2 separate regions of the Homo sapiens genome follow, and region 1 is linked to region 2. Evidence: read pairs that join two places in POLR2A ChIA-PET (ENCODE). Cell type or tissue: PC-3. All regions are shown on one strand.

Region 1 (4,000 bases), 690 kb before region 2:
AGAACTATCTTCAAGTTACTCATCTGGATCCCATCCTTAACAATTACTGCTAATCTGTCTTCAGTGACATTATTATAGACATAATAGGTTATCTAAAAACTCAGCTCTGAATTTACATTGTAACATTACTAAAATTCAGTGGAGACCATTATACTGTAATGTATGTTAACTGTCCATTCTTCTAGGACCTGGAAGTCTTATTCCTGTGTTAGATTAAATCATAAGAAATCCAGAGGTTTTGCTTTCTAGTACCCAGTGCTTTAACTGAGTTGGGATTTTTTTTTAATGTTATAGCATTTAATAGGAAAAATCATTTGAAGATCATTTATCTTTTGTATAACTGTAATTGAAAATGTCAACTAATTATACAGTGTTTTTCCCCATAAAACACAATTTAGTGCCAGGAGAAAAAAGAACTATTTCTTCAGATAACTTTATATGTGTCCTTTTTTTTCCATTAAAAATTAAATAGCCCAAAGTATGTTCCTTTTGGCCTTAATGACAGGACCTGAAGCCAAAGCTGTGCATTCAATTAGAGTAACATTTCTATGCTTTTTTCCTTTCTACTGAGTTTCCGCTGTTAAAAAAAAAAAAAAAAAACTTCATGATTTTGTAAAATACCACTAGAATGCGCAGAGTAAGGGAGCAACATTCTCACACTGCAAAACTACACTTCTAATATGTGAGTAAGGAAAGCTCCAAAGAAAAATGTCAGTAATGTAATTTGAACATGATCACTACCTTCTTCTAACCCGACACACACATAAGAATATTCTATGATTAGCTAATCGAAAACCACTATATATATATATATATATATATATATATATATATATATATATATATTTTTTTTTTTTTTTTTTTACAAAGGCAAAAGATAAGTCACACCCCAAAGTGCCAGTTACAGAGGACAAAATTTCCAATAATTCTTCTCTAGGTGCTTGATGGTTAACAAAGGCTAATAATCTAGACTGGGAATTTATCCAGTCCCTTTGCTTCATAGTGGGATAATTATGCAATAACACTATACATCCACTCATTTCAGTTATCTCAGTCTGAGTACCACAGTTCAACCCATTACAGAGCAGTGTTGTTAAAAGTTATGCCATTAAAAAAAATAAAAAAGCTGAACCACTCAAAACTTTTTGTATTTGTTTATATATATTATACTTTAATACTAATTTGCTCCTTAGTAACAAGGGTAAACAAAATCTTAAGCCTAAATAACATATTTATGATATATTTAAGGCCAGACATGGTGGCTCATGCCTGTAATCCCAGCACTTTGGGAGGCCAAGGTGAGATGATCACTTGAGCCCAGGAGTTCAAGACCAGCCTGGGCAACAAAGCAAAACCGCATCTCTACAAAAATACAAAACTTAGCTGGGCATGGTGGTGTGCACCCGTAGCCCCAGTTACTCAGGAGGCTGAGGTGGGAGGATTGCTTGAGCCTGGGAGGTGGAGGCTGTAGTGAGCCATGACTGTGCCACTGCACTCCAGCCTGGGCGACAGAGTGAGACCCTGTCTCCGAAAGAAAATAAAGTAAAATAAAATAAATAAATAAATACACACATATACATATATATCATGTTACATTCATGATATCATAAATACCGTATTGTAGGAAATCATCACTTCAGAGTAAAAAAATGAAAATCACTTTCCCACCAGAATCAAAAAAGCTTTTCTACCACTCTAAACAGATTATTGTTTATTTGCATAGGTCATTATTTATATTACTTTAACTAGACTTTATGAGTTCACTTAACTATCTTTTCAGAGCACAAAACTGAATGTTTACATTTCAAAAACTTCAAATTCCATTTCTCTGATCTACCCAAAATTATTAGCTTTTTCATTTACAAGCTGTAGTAAATTCTTAGGGTTTTTATTTGCTTTTTTTTTTTTTTTTTTTTTTGAGACGGAGTCTCGCTCTGTCGCCCAGGCTGGAGTGCAGTGGCGGGATCTCGGCTCACTGCAAGCTCCGCCTCCCGGGTTCACGCCATTCTCCTGCCTCAGCCTCCCAAGTAGCTGGGACTACAGGCGCCCGCCACTACGCCCGGCTAATTTTTTGTATTTTTAGTAGAGACGAGGTTTCACCGTTTTAGCCGGGATGGTCTCGATCTCCTGACCTCGTGATCCGCCCGCCTCGGCCTCCCAAAGTGCTGGGATTACAGGCGTGAGCCACCGTGCCCGGCCTTTATTTGCTTTTTAATAGTGGAAAAGACAGAGATGACTTGCCAAAAGTTAACAGATTGTCAGTAACATAAGTAAAGCCTTTTTTGGCTGGATGCAATGGCTCGCGCCTGTAATACCAATACTCTGGGAGGATCACTTGAGCCCGGGAGTTTGAGACCAGCCTAGGCAATATAGTGAAACCCTGTCTCTACAAAATAAAAAATTAAAAATTATCCAAGCATGGTGGTGAGCACCTGTATTCCCAGCTACTCGGGAGACTGAGGTAGGAAGATCACTTCTGCCCAGGAGTTGGAAGGAGCAGTGAGCTATGATCATGCCACTGGACTTAGGCCTAGATGACAGAGCAAGACCCTGCCTCTTAAAAAAAAAAAAGCCTTTTTTGTTTTATGGGTTTGTTTGTTTTTTGAGTCTCGCTCTGTTGCCCAGGCTGGAGTGCAGTGGCGCAATTTCAGCTCACTGCAAGCTCTGCCTCCTGGGTTCCTGCCGTTCTCCTGCCTCAGCCTCCCCAGTAGTTGGGACCACAGGCACCCGCCACCATGCCCGGCTAATTTTTTTGTATTTTTAGTAGAGATGGGGTTTCACTGTGTTAGCCAGAACGGTCTCGATCTCCTGACCTCGGGATCTGCCCGCCTGGGCCTCCCAAAGTGCTAGGATTACAGGCGTGAGCCACCATGCCCCGCCTGTTTTATGTTTTTTAAATACTAAAGGAGTTCCAAAAATATTTTGCCAAAAAAATTCTATTTGCTGAAATGCTGGAACAAATTATTACTTCCACTGAAAGTGATGTCATCGCTTAGACAGTTCTCTAAATACAGATATTTGAAATTCCTTTCTAAATCATTCAAAATACAGATGTTCCCAGGCTACAAGGGATTAAATTAACTGACATCAGAACACGAATTTTCTTCCATTTGGCAACTGAGATGGCCTTTTTTTTTTTTTTTTTTTTTTTTGAGACAGAGTTTTTGCTCTGTCACCCAGCCTGGAGTGCAGTGGTGCAATCTCAGCTCACTGCAATCTCTGCTTCCCAGGCTCAAGTGATCTACCCACCTAAGCCTCCTGGGTAGCTGGGACTACAGACGTGCACCATCACTCTCAGCTAATTTTTTTCTTAATTTTTTGTAAATAGAGACAAGGTCTAGCTATACTATCCAGGCTGGTCTCAAGCTCCTGGGCTCAAACCATCCTCTCACCTCAGCCTCCCAAAGTGCTGATATTACAGGCATGAGCCACCATGCCCGGCCTTCTAATGCTAGTAGCTAAATACCTTCTGCTATCATTTATAATATGTAAGTATGGTTGTACCTTTCTCAAAAATCCAATAAAACTGCTTAAGAGCTACAAAGTTAGAATATTTAAAAAATAGGTTTGAAATGTTTAGCAATATTTAGTTTTTTTTTTTAAGTGTATAGATCACTTTCCTACAGTGATTTATTTTGATTTATTGGCAACAGTCCATTGACTGTGGGCTGGATATTTCTTCAAAAGGGTCATTGCATACATAGAAAATTTCCAAAAACAAACAGTCTTCCAAAACATCGAATTCATGAATTTTTTTTTTTTTTTTTTTGAGATGGATCTCTCTCTGTCGCCAGGCTGGAGTGCAGTGGCATGATCTCGGCTCACTGCAATCTCTACCTCCCGGGTTCAAGCCATTCTCCTGCCTCAGCCTCCCGAGTAGCTGGGATTACAGGCGCGCCACCACACCCAGCTAATTTTTGTATTTTTAGTAGAGATGGGGTTTTACCATGTTTGTGAGGATGGTCTTGATCTCCTGACCTTGTGATCCACCCACCTTGGC
Region 2 (4,000 bases):
AAGATATGATCCACAAAGCTGAAAATATCTACTATCTGGCCCTCGACAGAAAAGTCCCACTCCAGACTAAATCAAATGACTACACAGGCATCACCCAGAGAAACCACCACCCTCTGACTTGCTCTAAAAGGCAACCATAAGACAAGGCCACTAGGATATAAACATCCATTTTAAGAATTCTAATGCATGAGAAGTAACTCAGAAAAGGCTGGATCTAACCAGGCCCGTACCTAAGAAATCCTAATTTAAAGAAATGAAGTTTTCTATAATGTATTTTTAAGCCAAATAACAGGTCTCTGACATCCAAAGAATGGGAAGAAAGTGATAATCAATGAAATATATTTAATATGTACAGAAAACCAACCTCTTCTTTCAATGTCCTCACAAAAAAAAAACTTTTTTTGCTGGGAAGTATGCAGTGTATACCTCTATCTTGTATGTTAATTTGTATAACTCAATTGCTCAGGAATTTCTTTAAATAGCTACCAGTTTAGAATTAAGTCAAAAAACAGTAAGATTACGATGAATGGTAGTCTATAAGAAAATATAAGCAGATAAGACCAATTTTTAAAATTAAGACACTTCAAAGATGCAAATTTCAGAATTGATTCCTGGAAACTTCTAGTTTTAATATTAAAGATAGTTCTGTTTTTATCTTTCCATGGATAACTAAAACTAACAAAAAATGGAAACAGAAATGCCCATCTTTGATTAAACTAGGAAACATTCAAAACCCGAAACCACAGAATATATGAAGTTGGGCTTGTAGGAAAGCACAGATGCCTCTGGAAACCGAGGCAGCAAGCAGAGCTCTCCAGCAACAGTGGACCAGCTCAAAGAATAAGTGGAATATCCTCACACCACATCTGATGCCACAGAGTGCCAAGGGGCAAGCAGCTGGTTGTAGGATCAGGAAGAACAGGGAGCAAACAGTCCCTCAGCTGCCAATCTTTGTCATCTAAGCCAGTGTTACTCCCATAATCCACACACACACACACGTACACACCCAAATCCACATATCGTTTGTGCCTTTGCTGTACTCAGGAGGCTTTGAAAACCCAGAGCAGAGCAATCAACATAAGCTAAGCTAAATAAATTATGGTGCGTCCACAGAATGGAATATTATATTAAAAAGAAGGAGGCAGAGCTACAGTACTTACTGATTATATACCTCCAAGATATATTACATGAAAAAAGCAAAGCATAGAACAGCGTGTAAAATAAGCTACCATTTGTGTTTTTAAAGGGTGGCATGTGTGTTTATATGTATCTGGAAGGATACTGCTCTGCAGGGACCTGAGAGACCAGCCTTAGAGCAAGGAAAAAGAAAATGTGCATTGTGTATACCCTGCATTACAGTTAGAGTGCTTTACCAAATGTGTGTGCTCCTTTTGAAAATCTTAAAAAGATTTACATAGGCATCTCTCTCAATGATGGTTAAGAGACTGGGAAGGGGAGCAGGGAGGGAGGGAAAAAGAGGGAAAGGTTAACAGGTACAAAAATACAGTTAGAATAAATTCTAGTGTCCAACAGCACAATAGGGTGACTATAATTTATTATATAATTCAGAACTAAAAGAATGAAATTGAAATGTTCCCAACACAAAAAAATGATAAATGTTTGAAGTGACGGACATCTGAATTACCTTGATTTGATCATCACACATTGTATGCTTCTATCAAAATACTACATGTACCCCATAAATATGTACAACTATTATGTATCCATAATAACTAAAAATAAAAAAAAGTAAAGGCATCTCTTAATATGTCTTTAAAATTAGAAACTTGCTACATCTTAAATAAAAGAGAAACAAATGACTTCTATGAACTATTCAATCATTTCAAGTATACAAGATTTAGTAATCCTTACACAACTTTACATTAATAACACTTATTTTTACTAATAGTAGCATTACATGTTCAAAATTTGAATGTTATTTAGTTTTCTGACATTACAGACATTACAATGGCACGACTTTAAAATCTGTATTACCTTTTACTTTATATTTTAGGAGTCTTCCTGGGCCAAAGTATGAAATCTGTAGCTCTAGAAAAAACTAAATAAAAATGAAAAAACCAAGGTATCTGTCATCCCACACTTCCTAATCAATATGGCTTATTTTTTGCTTTTTTTTTTTTTTTTTTTTGAGATGGAATTTCGCTCTTGTTGCCCAGGCTGGAGTGCAATGGCGGGATCTCGACTCACCACAACCTCCGCCTCCCGGGTTGAAGCAATTCTCCTGTCTCAGCCTCCTAAGTAGCTGAGGTTATAGGCATGAGCCACCTCACCCAGCTAATTTTGCATTTTTAGTAGAGACGGGGTTTCTGCATGTTGGTCAGGCTGGTCTCAAACTCCCAACCTCAGGTGATCTGCCCACTTCAGCCTCCTAAAGTGCTGGGATTACAGGCATGAGCCACTGCGTCTGGCCTTTTTCTTTCTTTCTTTTTTTTTTTTGGTAATTTGTATTTTATTTTAGTTAATTTAAAAGATAGTTTAAAAAAAAGATAGTTAATAGAATATCAGAAATAGTGAACATTATCATTTCCATAAATGCAAGAGCGTGTACATTTTTCCACACACTGAGTACTATCTAGATTTTCTATGATAAACTCTGACCACTTCTTCAGGCAATTCATGTACTTACTTATTATCACTAAGGATAAAGGTTCTAGAACCATTAGGAACAAGGGTCCCATCTTCACACAAGTTACTTAACTGCTGGGAGGCTCTATTTCATCTTATGTAAACTACAGATAATACCTACTCACCTCAAGGGTGTATCAAGGGTTTATGTAAGCTAAATTTGTAGAAAGCAGTTAGCACAGTGCCAGGAAGGGTCCAAGAAGAAATGGTACTTACTATGATATATTTGTAGGTATATATGTATGCATGTTAATGAGTTCTTATTAGCTGTGTTCATTAAAGGTTTTCTCTATCCTGTGATTTGCTTTTAGATTTTGGAATACATTTTATTGTACACATTCCATTTGTATTATTAATATAACAACATTTATTACTATTATTATTATCATCAATTCAATCACATCTATTGTATCCTTGATGATGACCATGATTCCTTTAATAATCATAAAACTCTATTCCCTTCATCACGGGGTAAATAACCTATCACAATGCTGTAAGTCTCCATCAGCACCCCAGGCTGCCCCTGCTCACTTACCAGATCTGCTACTTCAGCCAGATCAATCATCATGTTAATGTCACACCCACATTCAATAATGGTGAGTCGGAGCTTTTTACCTATAAGTGAAAAGATGAAAATTTTACTTTAAAAAGACCCTGAAAAAACTCTAAGCATCAACTCTAACTTTCATTTTTTACCTGTATCCAGTAAAACACCATATACGTTTACAGGAGTGTACGAGAAGTTCACATTTACCGGTAAAATAAAATAAATTCCATCCTGTTTTTCTTGCTGTGTTCTAAATTTAAATAATATCCAAAGTCTACCCAGATGAATACAAGTGCTTAAACAGGGAAAATTCTGACTGGACAGGCTCCATGATAACCATGATCCTGCTGTTCAGCTGTAGGCCAATGTCTTTGCCTCTATCAAAACTTCCCATATTCCCACTATCACTAAAAACATCCTCAAACATTATCCAACAGAATATTCATAACGATAATCATTTCTAAATTAAGGTAAAAAGAAAACAGTCAAGAAAATATGGGCAGGGCACAGTGGCTCACGCCTGTAGTCCCAGCACCTTGGGAGGCCAAGGCAGGTGGATCCCTTGAGCCCAGGAGTTTTGAGACCAGCCTGGCCACATGGGGAAACCCCATCTCTACAAAAACAAAAAAGAAAGGAAAAAAAAAAGAAAAATTAGCCAGGCGTGGTGGCATCCACTACTCAGGAGGCTAAAGTAGGCGGATTGCTTGAGCCTGGGTGGTTGAGGCTACAGTGAGCTGTAATCACGCCAGTGCATTCCAGCCTGTGCCACAGAGTAAGACTGTCTCAAAAAAGAAAATATGGATGCTC

The links. Peaks named below come from ENCODE experiments on the same cell type or tissue, not always from the same donor. Only the 100,000 strongest peaks of a DNase experiment are listed, where the experiment ranks them.
Region 1: POLR2A ChIA-PET joins it to region 2 with 27 read pairs; 2 of 35 experiments call an interaction of 5 or more read pairs at or near these places.

Annotation. Positions count from the first base shown.
Region 1 is chr10:73,036,727-73,040,726 of GRCh38, forward strand. All of the region lies in intron 9 of P4HA1 (prolyl 4-hydroxylase subunit alpha 1), which reads right to left. Among named protein-coding and RNA genes, the nearest start is that of P4HA1, 58 kb to the right of the region's middle. In PC-3, no CTCF peak of the experiment used is centred here; no DNase peak of the experiment used is centred here; H3K27ac peaks cover 1,655 bases.
Region 2 is chr10:73,722,780-73,726,779 of GRCh38, forward strand. It overlaps the pseudogene BMS1P4-AGAP5 and the pseudogene BMS1P4. Among named protein-coding and RNA genes, the nearest start is that of SEC24C, 20 kb to the right of the region's middle. In PC-3, no CTCF peak of the experiment used is centred here; no DNase peak of the experiment used is centred here.